Regions from separate parts of the Homo sapiens genome. Here region 2 is linked to region 1. A link is an interaction called in ENCODE POLR2A ChIA-PET data of the cell type or tissue named here. Cell type or tissue: endothelial cell of umbilical vein. All regions are shown on one strand.

Region 1 (8,000 bases):
TACCCATCTAACACACATAGTCTCTGTTATTTATTCACATCATTTGCCTAGTCCCTCTGGGCATTGAGTTTGCACCTAATGTATCTAGCATGGTGCTGGGCACACCTACTGCACACTCACTGTGTACTAAGCACTTTTCCCATACCATTGCATTTTATCCTCATAGCAATTTTGCAAGGCAGCTTTCTTTACTCTGTGGTATAGCTGAGCAAACTAAGGCTTAGAGACGTTGAATAACTACTAAGTTTATCTAGAAAGTGACAGATACAAAAAAAAAAGTCAAGTCTTTCTTGTCTGACTCTAATGTCCATGCTGGGAAGTGGGTGAGCAAGGGATATCCAGAGAGAAATTTGGCACAGTCCGATTTATCATTTTCATTTTCTTTGGTGAAACAACTTTCTTCTTTCTTGCCCATGGAATCTTTAATAGGGACTCTCCTAACAAAAGAACCACTGTATTATGTAATTTGAGTCGTTAAAAAAGCACATCTTAAGACCGCTAGACAGAGTGAGAGTGGACTGGCTTGGCGTGGAAGACCTGGGGGAATTTCTCACCCCCTTAAGGATCCTGGGGTTTCCCATGAGAGTCCAATAGAGTGTACATCCCCAGCAGTCCCCAAACATGCCCTATACTGTCCTCTCTGATGCCTCCCTTGTCTTAGAATCCTCTCTGTATTATTTTTTTTTTTTAGACAGAGTCTCACTCTGTCACCCAGGCTGGAGTGCAGTGGCGCTATATCGGCTCACTGCAATCTCCGCCTGCCGGATTCAAACAATTCTCCAGCCTCAGCCTCCCAGTAGCCGGTAGTACAGGTGCAGGTGTCCACACCCAGCTAATTTTTGTATTTTTAGTAAAGCCGGGATTTCACCATGTTGGCCAGGCCTGTCTCAAACTCCTGACCTCAAGTGATCCACCTTCCTTGGCCTCCCAAAGTGCTGGGTTTACAGGTGTGAGCCACCACCTGGCCTGCATTATCACTTTCTAGCAACTTCCCTCTGACCCTTTGAGGCCCAAGCCCAATTCAGCCTCTTCCATGAGGTCATCCCCAACTAGACTCCCTCCTGTGGCCACCCCTAGCTCTTACAACCGTCAGTGCTCACTGTTGACCCTGAGCGATGTGTTCACACACATTCTTCCGATCTCCCAAGCCAGACAGCAAGCCTGCAACACTAAGCTCACTGCCCAACACACAGCACATCTATGGTGACTGATTAATGTCAGATTGGATGTTTCTCATTTTCAAAAAACTGAATGAAAAAAATTTATATTCTTGGTTTAGCACTTCCCATGTATATCCTTGAAGCTTGCCATTTCTCCTTTTCAGCTAATAACGTTATGGTCACTGTGAGGTGGGAAACAGTGTAAAAGGAATAAAGAAAAGTTGCCTGAGAACTTTTAAGGATCAAGTCTTTGGTCTTCGCTCTCTTTCCATTCATTCATTCATTCATTCTACAAACATTATTGGCCATGTAATATGTGCCCTTGAAATGGGCACTAGAAACACAAAAATGAACAAGATGGGATTTTACCTCCAAGAAGATCTCATTCTGGTTGGAGAAAGACATAAGAAAACAATTATTACATTAAACAGCAAGGAGGACTCTGTCAGAAGACTGGAGCATGGGGAAGGAAGGTCAAAGCCAAGCCATGGGAAAATGACTCTATTCTTCTGTGCCTTAGTTATCTCACACAGCAAGAGAGAAATAACTGTTCTACCTTTGCGAGGCTTAATGCAATCAAAGGAAGGAAAACATTGGATGTGTAAGGTATCGTTATGGAAACTCACTTTTGTTCTTCCACTGGTCTTGACAGCCTTCATTAATCTTCTCACCCTTGTTTACCCAAAAAAAAAGTGACTCACAGTTACATAACAATTACCCAAAAAATAGTGACTCACCTTACATAACAATTAGTGATAAAGTTAATTAGAATCCAGATTTCTTAACTCTTATTTTTCAGCAATTGCTCACTGTTTAACACGAAAGATCACTTCAAGTAAGAGATAAATGGAAGCAAAAGCTCATTGGGAATAGACTAAAAACACATACATATGAAGGTCATCCATTTCTTTTTGGATATTGAATTTGGGATAAGATCACCTTGAGTCTGGAGCATGGGAGACTGGTCAGCAGTGGTGGCCCCAGCCATGGCAGGTGGCTTCTTACAGGACTATGAGTCCCATGGAGGATGTGGCAGGAGAGTTGGCAGGTGGAGAAGGATGAATCCTGACTCCTCTGTCTTTCTCTACATCAAGATAGTGGAGCATGCATGCTTTACACAATGTGTTTTGTCATTTATTCCTTACAACAACCCAGTGAAGTATGTTCCATTATTATCCTCATTTTACAGAGAAGGGAACTAACGGCATTTTTTTTTTTGGAAACAGAGACTTGCTCTGTAGCCTAGGTTGGAGTACAGTGTCGCTCAGCTCACTGCAACCTCTGCATCCCAGTTTCAAACCAGGTTCAAGCAATTCTCGCACCTCAGCCTCCTGAGTAGCTGGGATTTCAGGCATGCACCACCACGCCTGGCTAATTTTTTTTGTATTTTTAGTACAGATGGGGTTTTGCCATGTTGGCCAGGCTAGTTACTAACTCCTGGCCTCAAGTGATCTGCCTGCCATGGCCTCCAAAAGTGCTGGAATTACAGGTGTGAGCCACCGCGCCCAGCCTCTAACAACATCTTGATTAGAGAAAATCTTGTGCTAACTAACATGGTCATTGTTTTAATCAACCTTCCCGCAAAAAGGGAGGGCAGGAGGGAATTATTCAGAGCAAAATTTCCACTGATTTTCTCCTCAAAATGTGGAATAAGAAGAAAACCCAGAGAAGAATGCCCAAAGCAGATGTAGTGGAAGCTTCCCCACCAAACATCCTTGGCAACCAGTACCTCAGAGAGCAATCCAGCAATAATGGCAATTACCCAGCATCACAGCAGACACGTCAGGAGAACAGAAGCACAGGCCTGCCTCCCACTGCTCACAACTGGCTCAGGGGAAAAAGGAAAAACATGGGGCTTTGGGGTGCCAATTATGCATTGTTGAACACTGAAAACTAACAATGGCATTCACTCAAAAATCCAAAAGGCCCGTGAGTCATTTCTGACAAGCATAACAAGTCCTAGCTAAATACTTTAAGAAACCTTCTGATTTAAAACAAAATTATCATTTAAATCAAACTTGGGTACTGTTAATTGTTCTGTGACTCACTCAAAGAGTGCTTTGTGTGAATTTTACTTTACTTATTTTCCCCTTCAATAAGCTAAGAACCTTGATTCTATCAGTTGGAGCTTGTCAGAGAGAGGGGCTTGATGGGGAAGGAAAATTATGAATAATGGAGTAGTCAGAAAGGAGATACCTCAGTCCTAATCCTCCTTTTTAGGGAGGAAAACTGAAGATTCAACAAAGCCACCAGGTGAATGGTCTGACCTGTCTTTTGTGTAATAAAAATAAGCTATGAAGCATTTCCCACTGGAACTATTGAGAGATACATCAATTACCATTCTTGTGGGCAGCAGGCTAATCCTTCCAACTTGGATCATACTGAATAGGTCATGTGTCCACGGTAACCCTGTCTTCTTGTCAAACCATCTATGTTGATACATGTAGCTGTGTAGGGTCCCCCTCATCTGCCTTACACCCTGGAAGAAACAGAGGCCTCTGACCTCACTCTTTCCTAAAGAGCAGCTCTTTCAATCAACAGACTTTCACTGGAACACCTACCTTGCACCAACTATTCTGAATTCAGAGTCCATCTCTTCTCTCTGGGAATGTACAGGCTACCGAGACAGAACCATGGAAACAAAACTGGAATGAAATATGATTACTGTAATAGAGGTAAGTACATGGAACCACAGGAAATAAAGAAAAAAAAAGGTAATACCAAACAACTTGTAAGAACTGGGGACAGAAAGAGGGTCAGGGAAGAGTTATCAAATGAGTGACATTTGAACTAGGCAGTAAAGGGTAAGTAAGAGTTTTCCATATACTTATGTTTCCTGCTCATCTGTAAGATCTCTGTGGTAGGATCAGGTTTTGTTCAGAGCTGTATTTCTAGGCTGAGCACAGTGGCCCAAGCTTCTAATCCTAGCACTTTGGGAAGCTGAGGCAGGAGAATTGTTTAAGGCCAAGAGTTCAAGACCAACCTGGCCAACATAGCAAAACACTATCTCTATTTTTATTTATTTATTTATTTATTTATTTATTTATTTACTTATTTGAGACAGAGTTTCACTCTTGTTGCCAGGCTGGAGTGCAGTGGCACAATCTCATCTCACTGCATCCTCCACCTCTAGAGTTCAAGCTATTCTCCTGCCTCAGCCTCCCAAGTAGCTGGGATTACAGGCATCTGCCACCAAGCTGGCTAATTTTTTGTATTTTTACTAGAGACAGGGTTTCACCATGTTGGCCAGGCTGGTCCTGAACGCCTCACCACAGGTGATACACCCGCCTTGGCCTCCCAAAGTGCTGGGATTACAAGGCATGAGCCACCACGCCTGGCCTCCCCATCTCTGTTTGTTTGTTTGTTTGTTTGTTTATTCATTTATTTTAAGCTGTATTACTAGCAACTAGGACTTTTCTTGAGACAGGCAGGAAGGAGAGAAGGAGGGAAGGAGGGAGGGAAGGAGGGAGGGAAAGAGGGAGGGAAGGAAGGAAGGAGGGAGGGAGGTAGGGAAGAAGGGAAAGATTTTCATTTCACAGGCATGGAAAAGGGGTATAGCAGACATCCTTTGACTTGCCCCACCCCTGTTCTCTGGAATCTGCCTGTCTTGCCCATAGGCATTGTATTAACAATATGTTTCATCTCTTCTGCTTGAACCTGGCCCCTGAACATGGTTGACCAGTCCAGAAACGGGCTGTCGACATGAAGTAAACCAGAGTGCCTTGAGAATTTGACATTAGAACCCAAAAAAGAGGCTTAGCCTCTGGATAATTGAATCTATAGCTGATAAACCCGGGAGCTGTGGGGAGTCCATGTCTTCTACCATGTGAGCAGGGAGCAAAGAAGCCAATTTACAAAGAGCAAAGAATGAAGTGGATGTGCAGAGATGAGAACCAAGGAGAAATGAGAGATAGGAAATACAAACTAATCTCTCCTGCCTCCCAGATCCTTGTTCCTGATACATTCCTGTTTTTAGGTTATTTATGAGTCTCCTCATTTTCTTAGTAAATTTTCTCTTTTTTATGTAAGCCAGCTTTACTTGTTTTCTGATATTTGGAACCAAAAGCATTTTATCCGTTGACAGTGAAGTTTGGGGTAGAGAGGATTCTAGGCAGAGGCTTAACATGAACAAATGCCCTGAGGTCTGAAAGGGCTTGGTTGTTTGAAGAATAGGGAGGAATTTGGTTCTCCATTAACCAAAACAAAGGAATAGGGTCCTGGGATGCCAGAAAATCCCAAATAAAAAGGCACAAGTCATGCTAGAAACATCCACCTTTCTCTGAAAATTCCTACATTTGGAATGTGCTTAGGAATCATAGTCAAAAAGTCTGAGAAGGGTGTTCAAGTTCTATCAGCAAATGAGTACAAATAAAAATCTTACAAGGGCCTGCACTGCATAGGCTTCGGAGACTAATGAAGTTCTAAAATTTGGAAAGGGTCAGCAGGATCAGAGAATAGATATCAGACCTGAGGAGAGACTCATACACTTAAAATAGGACAAAGTTTGCTCACTTACAGAGAGATGCAATGATCACAGGCCCATGAATACTTGAAGTCTACCTGTGTGAGACATTCCATACTATCTGACCATAGGATCACAAAGTCCCTGTGAATACTAATTAGAATTTACCTATATGCACTCTCCATTCTCCACACAAATGTTAATTTTCCATCATGCTCTTCTGTACCTCCTGAATCATGTTGGAAGTCATTACAATAGCTCCTGATACATTTTCAGCCTTTCATCTGCTGTTAGGCAGAATCCCATGCACCAAGGTATAGGAAAATAAGTATCCTAATGTCCTTCTACCCATTCATATTATAGAAACACAGTGTGGGCCAAGGACTACCAAAGGACTTCCAGAAACCCCAACTTAGCATATCACATATTAAACAGATATGTAGGGTAGAGCTTATTAGCATTACAAATGGCATTGCAACATGAGTTTTCTCTTTCAAAAGATTGGTTTTCAAGGTTACTTTAACTTGCCTGCTTCTCCAGTGCAATTAAAATATCATGTGATTTTTTTCCAAACAGCATTTACGCACACTCTCCCAGGAATTCTATTATTGTTATGTGATGGGTTTGACCTATATTAAACTTAAGATCTTTCACAAAAGTAATTCCAAATCACAGCTCTGGAAAGTTTTTCAAGGAAGTCAAGAGTAGAAGTTGCTTTTTGCTGCATCAACACAAGAGGAGACGTGAATGAAGTCAGTCCCTTTTGGTTTTAATAATTCACTGCTTGATGTTATCTATGTCCATGTGACCACAGGCTTGGGTATCGAGCATGCACTCAACAACATCCCAGGCGCATAAATAAACCATCTTCTGCTCTGAGTCCAGGAAACAGTTATTGATCTTTCCCTACCTGACTTTCCTGGGGATTTCTAAAATAGCTTGTCTTAAGAGAATTAAAGACTCAAATATTTTTCTTTTGTTCTTTGACCAATATAAAATCACCAACGACTTGCAAAAGATGAATTCTGACAGAGAAACATTAGCATTTGCTTTTGATGGCCAAAGTAACTGCCCTGGTAACTTAGCCTGGAAGTTAAGATACAAAAGGAAAAATTCAGTCTCTTGGCCACCAAGGCCATTTTGCTCTGTCAAGAATCAGACTCTGAATTATAGCTCTGGGACCTTGATCAGCCAAAAATCAGGCCATATGATCTCCATGGATCTAATGGGACAAAGAGATACTGTGGTGCAGAAATTCCACATACTCAGTTGCCCATTTTGAATACTCAACTGAAAATCTAGATGTTAGCCCTAGCTCCAACAGGCTACGTGGTCTCAGAAAAATCCTGTTGTTCCTTGGAGCTCAGTTTCTCCATCAGCCAGATATCAATGGTTTGTCACCCATCAGGCATTTCCTTCCCCTCTGATCATATCCCACTACAGAGGCTACAAATGCTGATTCACACTTTCCTAGCCATCTTTGGGGTCAGGTTCCTGTGAGATGTGTGGACAAGTCATGTGGGGGGATTCTAGATGCATATCATCCTTGGAAAACAGACATAAGAGGAAACTACTCTCTCACCACCCCCAGATACTCTCTTGATTTCTCCTTTACACCTTTTCATGGAAGATGTGAGGCTTGGATGTTGCCACACACACATAACAGAGAAGAAAGATTGGAAGAACCTGCATCGTTGAGGGGGTATCACTGAGCCAATGAACTAGACTATAACATCCTCCAGACTTCTTGTTAAGTAAATAACTCATGTCCTTAGGATGGAAAACAAGGTTGGTGGGTTTTCTGTTATTCATAGCCAAAGTATTTCAACTGACACATACATCTGTAAAATACGAGGGTCAGACTGGAGTCTCTAGGGTTCTTTCTAGCTGTAAAATTTCTTAGGTAATTTGTATGTCCCTTCTTAGCACCATCAAAGTCTCTTCCCTTGGCTGGCTTGCTCAAGAAGAACAAGTAAAACCATGCAGTTCCCAAAGGTTGTTCTTCAAAATTATAAATTAATAGCAATTGTATTGCTTCCCCTATAAGAAAATGGAGCCTCTGACTCACCAGTGGTAGAGTATGATTTTGGCAGAGCATGACTTTGGCAGAGCAGTGAGCATGCACACTAAGCATCTCCAACCTGGCACATGATCAAGTGCATTGTTAAGACAATGTCACTGATCTTTAGAAAATGCAAATCAAAACCACAATGAGATACCATCTCACACCAGTCAGAATGACTATTATTAAAAAGTCAAAAAATAGTGGATGCTGGTGAGGTTGTGGAGAAAAAGGAACACTTATACACAGATAATGTAGTGTAAATTAGTTCAGCCATTGTGGAAGATAGTGTGGTGACTCCTCAAAGACCTGAAGA
Region 2 (8,000 bases), 100 kb before region 1:
GTGAGTTAATAGACCTGAACAACAGACAGTCAACAGATCAATTTGGCTAGAAAAGTAGGCTCCTACAAAGGATAAACCTAAGTTTGAGTTGGGAAGGTGTTTGGTCATATCGTGGAAGACTTTGAAAGCTGTTGAAGTCTAGTTAATTTCACTTAGGAAATGGGGAGCCAATGATAGCTTACAAAGAATATTGACATTTTAAACATAATGTTTTAGGGAAAATATGATATAATAATCTTTAGGATAGATTGGAGAAGGCAGATTTTGGAGGAAGGGAAGCAGTTAAGAAGCCTTCACAGTGGTAAGATATTAGAGCCTGCACTTTTATGAGGATCAGGGACATAAAGAATTCCAAAGAAGGACTAAATGAAAAAAGCATTATTACAGAACAGACTACTGCCCCTCCTACCAAGCAAGTAATGGTCAAAAATATAAATTAAAGTCAACAGAATGTTCTCCTCCAAAGGCCTGGATTCTTAACAGAAAAGCCATTTTCTTCAGCTTTTAGATTTTTGAAGTAAATTGTAATAAAAATGAATCTGCATATAATTGGACTGTCCCAGAAACCACATCCTTTCAATAACAACGCAGGGAGGCGAGCTTGCTAAGTTGATGGTTGATGATGCTTCCTACATGAGGGCAAGATGCTGTGAACTAATTCCATTGTCTGCACACTTGGGATAGTATACCTCTAGAGAAGAATCTACATAGGCCTCAGCTAGCTTATCCCAGAAATATTAGTTCTTCAAATCAAGGTAAGGATTCTGAGAACAGAGCAATCCTTTCTTGCCTGGGTAGACAAGAATGTATATGGACATACATTGGCACTCTGTTCCATATTCCATTTGGAACCTGAAACAAAAACATCCCCTGACATGTGCTTTACATTCCGAATCCATGCATCCCTTGAGCACTGAAGCAACCTCAATGGGTGCTTCATTTGGAAAGCTGAGGCCAGCTCTGGGTCCTTTCCATCCTTGACTACTGCTCCAAATTGCCAACCATCCAATCATTTATGCCTTCTTACTTTAATTCTCATACTGCTCTATGCTATCTTCACTCCAGTTGCAACCATAATATTCCAGTCTTCTTCCAGTCTCCCTCCTCCTAATCCTCTCTCCTGTATTCCACAATATTCTCAGTCTCTTCACAGACTATTCCTCAGCTGAAGCCTGTGTTGTCCACGGAAGCACAGCTGCTTCAACAGCCTACCACACCTCAGCTGTCTACCATGGTGTTCCCTGAATCTTTTCCTCTATTGCACTCCTGAATGCCAACATTTCTCATTTTTCCTGCAGCTGACCTTTGACTTTATTAAGACATCCAGGCCATTTAACCCTCACTTTCTCCCAAACTCTCAGCTTCACATCCTTCCCTAGCCAGCTTAGACATTGTTATCCAACACTTAACCACTCTTTGGCTAACACTTGGTATAATCTGACCTCTTTATTCTGTCACTGCACCCACCCACTAAATCTCTTATCCTGGAAAAATCCAGTGTTAGACTTTTATGTTGGAAAGCAGAAGGATCATTCCAACCATAGGAGGGTGCTTAGGGCTACGAGACAATACTTTTTTCTTCTATAGTTAGCTCTCACTTTCTGTTCCCAAAACTGCTATACTAGAGTATATAGTTACATACTTTTACTGGTCTATTTCTCAATTATCTTTTGAATCTATTATGAGTAGAAACTGATTTTTGGCTCTGTATCCTCAGAGCCTCCCATAGCCTAGTTCATGGTTACCACTTAAAGCATTTTGCCCAAATGAATTAAAAACTTTATAAGGCTTTTTTACTTCTGAGACTTAGTAACTATTAGGCATTGTCTTTAGGCACTTCCTTTGCCCAGACTTGGCATTCTTTCCTCTAATCCTAATTCTACATTCAGAAAGGTTCTGCTTGGCATCAGTAAAGCCACTCCAATGCTCAGAAATTTCAGAGACACTCCTGCTAGTTGGTGTTTCTGTCCACATGATGGTTGAAAGGATCAAATCAGACATGCATGAGAATAGAAGTATACTCGTTATAAAGAGTGTGTTAGTTTTCACCCTCATAAATGCTCCTACAAATTCTGAGAATGTCGGAATCAAACTGTCTGGAGATGATTCTTTTCTTATTTGCTTTTGTCTGATAAAAGCATTCAGTTTTTCACTACTAAAGCTGGGAGTGTATATTAAATTGTCTGTTGATAAATAAGCTATATAAAGCTTAAATTTTTGTTTAAAGAGAAAATGTAAAATCTAAAGACCCACTACGTATAATTCCATTCACTGAAAGATGGGGTAGTATTGTGAAACAAACAAGCAAACAAAACTCAACTTAACAGTCAAAAGATGGGTTTGAGTCCTAACTGTGACTACGGACAATCTACTTAATCTCTCCATATTTGAATTTCCCCTTTTCAGGGGTGATATTCAAATACTGACTAGTATGGCAGACATACTGATCAGTTGGAACCAATACTGGCTATAATGCAGGGTCCTGGCAGCTCCCTGCTATGCCAGGCATTAACTGGTTGGTTGTTAAATTCTGGGGAGATCTCTGGGGGTCAGAAAGAAGGGACCAGAGAAGAGGAATGGGAATGCTTGAGGGGTTCCAGTGGCTATTTACCAAAGGTTCTAAAGTATTTTAATGTTTAAATAAAAAGTATGAGATAGAGCTGGGTTCAGAGCAAAATGGTAGTATAGAAAGCTCCACCAGTCATCCTCCCCACAAGGATATCAATTTAACAACTACCTACACACAAAAAAAAGCACCTCCATAAGAACCAAAAATCAGGTGAGCACTCACAGTACTTGGTTTTAACTTCTTATCACTGAAAGAGGCACTGAAGAGGTAGAAAAAAAAGTCTTGAATCACCAACACCACCCCTCCCCACAGGCCCACAGCAGCAGTGTGGTGCAGAGTATTCCTGTGCCCTGGGGAAAGGAGAGAACAGAAATTGTGAGGCATTGAACTCAGTGCAGCCTTGTTATAGCAGAAAACAAAACCATACCAAACTCAGCTGATGCCCACCCACAGAGGAAGCATTTAAACCAGACCTAGCCGGAGGAGAATTGCCAGTCCCAGCAATTTGAACTTAACTTCCTGCAAGCCTCATAACTTAAGGCTAAAGTGCTCTGGGCCTCTAAATAAACTTGAAAGGTAGTCTAGGCCACAAGGACTGCAAACTCTAAGCAAGTCCTACTGCTAAACTGGGCTCAGAGCCAGTGGACTGTGGGGGCATGCAAGTTAGCCACCAGCCAGCGTGGCTAAACGAATGCTGGCATTACCCCTCCTCTAGCCTCAGGCTACACAGCTTATGGCCCCAAAAGAGGCCTCTTTCCTCTGCTTGAGGAGAGGAGAGGGAAGAATGGGAAGGACTTTGTCTTGCATCTTGGATACCAACTGAGCCATGGCAGGATAGTGCCCCAGTCAGGGTGCTGAGACCCCTGTTCCAAGCCCCTAGCTCCCAGACATTTCTAGATACAAAATGGGCCTGAAGGGAACCCACTACCTTGAAGAAAAGGACCCAGTCCTGGCAAGATTCATTACCTGGTAACAGAAAAATCCTTGAGCCCTTGAATAACCAGCAGTGATACCCAGGTGCTATGTTGAGGGCCTTGCTTGAAACTCTGAGACTTGCTGGTTTCAGGTATCAGCTGGGCCACAGGGAGGTAGAGTCTTTATTAGTTTTGTAGTTTTCTTTTTCTTTTGTGCTTGTTCTTTATTGACAAAAAAGTGTCATTATCAGCTTAAAATAATGGGTTATAAGATACTATTTGCAAGCCTCATGGTACCCTCAAAGCAAAAAGCAGACAATGTATATACAAAAAATAGAAAGCAAGAAACTAAATCACATTATCAGAGAAAGTCACCTAGGAAGGAAGGAAGGAAGGAAGGAAAAAGGGAAAAAAGGGACAAAAGGGAGAGAAGGAAGGAGAGGGAGGAAGGAAGGGAGGAAGGAAGGAAGGGAAGAAGGGAGGGAAGGAAGGGAGGGAGGCGGGCAGAGAGGGAAAAAGAGAAAGAGAAAGAAAGAAAAAGAGAGAGAGAAAGAAAGAAAAGGAAAGAAAGAGAAAGAAAGAAAGAGAAAGAAGGAAAGAAAGAAAGAAGGAAAGAAAGAAAGAAAGAAAGAAAGAAAGAAAGAAAGAAAGAAAGAAAGAAAGAAAGAAAGAAAGAAAAATAAATGACTAACAAAATGGCAGGAGTAAGTCCTTACTTACCAATAACAACATTGAATGTAAGTGAACTAAACTCTCCAGTCAAAAAGCAGAGGGGTTAAATGGATTAAAAACAAACAAGATCCAATGACCTGTTGCCTACAAGAAATACATTTCATCTATAACGACACAAATAAACTGAAAATAAAGGGATAGAAAAAGATATTCCATGCCAATAGAAACCACAAAAGAGAAGCAGTAGCTATACTTTTATCAGACAAAATAGATTTCAAGACAAAAACTATGAGAAGAGACAAAGATGGTCACTATATAACGACAAAGAGGTCAATTTAGCAAAAGTATATAACAATTGTAAATACATATGCACCCAACACTGGAGCACCCAGACATATAAAGCAAACATTATTAGAGCTAAAAAGAGAGATAAACACCAACACAATAATAGCTAGAGACTTCAATACCCCATTTTCAGAACTGGACAGATCTCCTAGACAGGAAATTAACAAAGAAACATCATACTTAATCTGCTCTATTGACCAAATGAATCTCATAAATATTTACAGAACTTTCATCCTCACATTCTTCTCCTCACCACATGGATAATTCTCAAGGATAGACCATATGTTAGGTTACAAAACAAGTCTTAAAACATTCAAAAAATTGAAATAATATCAAGAATTTTCTCTGACCACAATGGGATAAAACTAGAAATCAATAACAAGAGGAATTTTGAAAACTATATGAATACATGGAAATTGAACAATATGCTCTTGAATGACCAGTGGGTCAATGAAAATTGAAAAAATTCTTGAAACAAATGATAATGGAAATTCAACATAGCAAAACCTATGGGATACAGAAAAAGCATCATTAAAGTGGAAGTTTATACCTGTAAATGTCTACATCAAAAAAGAAGAAAAACTTCAAATAAATGACTTCATGATGCATCTGAAAGAACTAGAAAAGAACAAACCAAACTCAAAGTTATTGGAAGAAAGGAAATAATAAAGATCTGAGCAGAAATAAATGAAATTGAAACGATGAAAAAATACAAAAGATCAATGAAACAAAAAGGTTTTTTTTTTTGAAAAATTAAACAAAATTGACCAACCTTTAGTGCGACTAAGAAAAAAGAGAGAAGATCCAAGGAAATAAAACCAGAGATGAAAGAGAACACATTACAAGTGATACCACAGAAATTCAAAGGCTGATTAGTGGTTACTATGAGCAACTATTTGCCAACAAATTGGAAAATCTAGAAGAGATAGACAAATTCCTAGACACATACAACCTACCAAGATTGATCCAGGAAGAAAGCCAAAACCTGAACAGATGAATAACAGGTAATGCGATTAAGGCCATAATAAAAAGTCTCTTAGTGAAGAAAAACCTGGGACCTGATGGCCTCACTAATGAATTCTAGCAAGCCTTTAAGAACAAACACCAATCCTACTCAAACTATTCCAAGAAATAAAAGAGGAGGAAATACTTCCAAACTCATCCTATGAAGTATTACCCTGATACCAAAAACAAAGACATCAAAAAAAAAAAGTACACTAAAGTCCAGTATCTCTGACAAATATTGAGGCAAAAATCCTTAATAAAATATTAGCAAAATGAATTTCACAATACATTAAAAAGATGATTCATCATGGCCAAGCAGGATTTATGCCAGGAATGTAAGAATGGTTCAACATACCTAAAGCAATCAATGTGATACATCATATCAACAGAATGAAGGACAAAAACCATATGATCATTTCAATCCATGCTGAAAAAGCATTTGATAAAATTCAACCTGTCTTCATGATAACAACCTCAAAAACTTGGATATAGGAGAAATATACCTCAACATAATAAAAGGCATATATGACAAATCCACAGCTAGTATCATATTGAATGGGGAAAAACTGAAAGCCTTTCTTCTAAGATCTGGAACATGACAAGGATGCTCACTTTCACCACTGTTATTCAACATAGTGTTGGAAGTCCTAGCTAGAGCAGTCAGACATGAGAAGTAAATAAAGGGCATCAAATTGGAAATGAAGAATTCATATAACCTTGTTTGCAAATGACATGATCTTATACTTTGAAAAATCTCAAGACTCCTCCAAAAACTATTAGAACTGATAAACAAATTCAGTAAAGCTACAGGATAAAAAATCAACATACAAAAATCAGTAGCATTTCTATATGCCAAAATGAATAATGTGAAAAATAAGTTTTGAAAAAGTAATCCCATGTACAAAAGCCACAAAATTAAATAGCTAGGAATTAACAAAGTGGAAGATCTCTATAATGAATACTATACAACACTGAAAAAATAAATTGAAAGGAATACAAAAAATAAAAAGATACTGCATGTTTATGAATAGAATCAATATTGTTAAAATGTCCATACTACCCAAAGCAATCTACAGATTCAATGCAATCCCTATCAGGATACCAATGACATTCATCATATAAATAGAAAAAATAGTCCTAAGATTTATATGGAACCACAAAAGATCCAAAAACTAGAAGAATCACATTACCTAACTTCAAATTATGCTACCGAACTACAGTAACCAAAACAGCATGGTACTGGTGAAAAAAAAAAAAAAAAAAAAAAAACCAGACACACAGACCAATGGAACAGAACACAGAAGCCAGAAACAAACCCACATGCCTGGGAAAATATAGTTTCTTCAATAAATGGTACTGGGAAAACTGGATATCCATATGCAGAAGAATGCAACTAGACCTCTCTCTCTCTCCATATACAAAAATCAAATTAAAATGGATTATAGACTTAAATCTAAGACCTCAAACTATGGAACTACTACAATATTGGGGAAACTCTCTAAGACACTGGTCTGACCAAAAATTTCTTGAGCAATACCCCACAAACACAGGCAACCAAAGTAAAAATGGACAAATGGGATCTAATCAAGTTAAAAAAACTTCTGTACAGCAAAGAAAACTATCAACAAAGTAAAGAGACAATCCACGGAATGGTAGAAAATATTGGCAAACTACCCATCTGACAAGGGATTAATAACCAGACTATATAGGGAGCTCAAACAATTCTGTAGTAAACAATCTAATAATCAGATTTTAAAATGGGCAAAAGATTTGAATAGACATTTCTCAAAAGAAATGGCAAACAGACATATGAAAAGGGGCTCAACAACATTTATCATCAGAGAAATGCAATTCAAAACTACAATGAGATACCGTCTCACCACAGTTAAAATGGCTTATATCCAAAAGACAGGCAGTAACAAATGCTGATGAGAATGTGGAGAAAAGGGAACCCACATACACTGGTGGTAAGAATGTCCATTACTACAGCTACTGTATTAGGATTCTCTAGAGGGACAGAACTAATAGGATACACTGTATATAAAATCTCCTATCATATGTATATATATCCTATTATATATATGTGGGTGTGTGTATAATATGTATAAAGGGGAGTTTATTATATACATATATACACATATACATATATACATATATACACATATATACATATACATATATACATACATATATATACACATATATACACATATACACATACATACATATACACACATATATATACATATATACACAGACATATATATACACAGATGTATATGTAAAGGGGAGTTAATTTTAAGTATTCACTTACACAATCACAAGGTCCCACAATAGGCTATCTGCAAGCTGAGGAGCAGGAAGAGCCAGTCTGAGTCCAAAAACTGAAGAACTTGGAGTTTGATGTTTAAGGGCAGGAAGCATCCAGCACAAGAGAAAGATGTAGGCTGCGAGGCTAGGCCAGTTTCTCCTTTTCAGGTTTTTCTGCCTACTTT

The links. Peaks named below come from ENCODE experiments on the same cell type or tissue, not always from the same donor. Only the 100,000 strongest peaks of a DNase experiment are listed, where the experiment ranks them.
Region 2: POLR2A ChIA-PET joins it to region 1 with 5 read pairs; 3 of 35 experiments call an interaction of 5 or more read pairs at or near these places.

What each region holds. Positions count from the first base shown.
Region 1 is chr11:109,033,578-109,041,577 of GRCh38, reverse strand. No RefSeq gene overlaps it. Among named protein-coding and RNA genes, the nearest start is that of DDX10, 370 kb to the right of the region's middle. In endothelial cell of umbilical vein, no CTCF peak of the experiment used is centred here; DNase peaks (open chromatin) are centred at 3,017, 7,087 and 7,717; H3K27ac peaks cover 2,721 bases.
Region 2 is chr11:109,136,228-109,144,227 of GRCh38, reverse strand. No RefSeq gene overlaps it. Among named protein-coding and RNA genes, the nearest start is that of C11orf87, 280 kb to the left of the region's middle. In endothelial cell of umbilical vein, no CTCF peak of the experiment used is centred here; no DNase peak of the experiment used is centred here.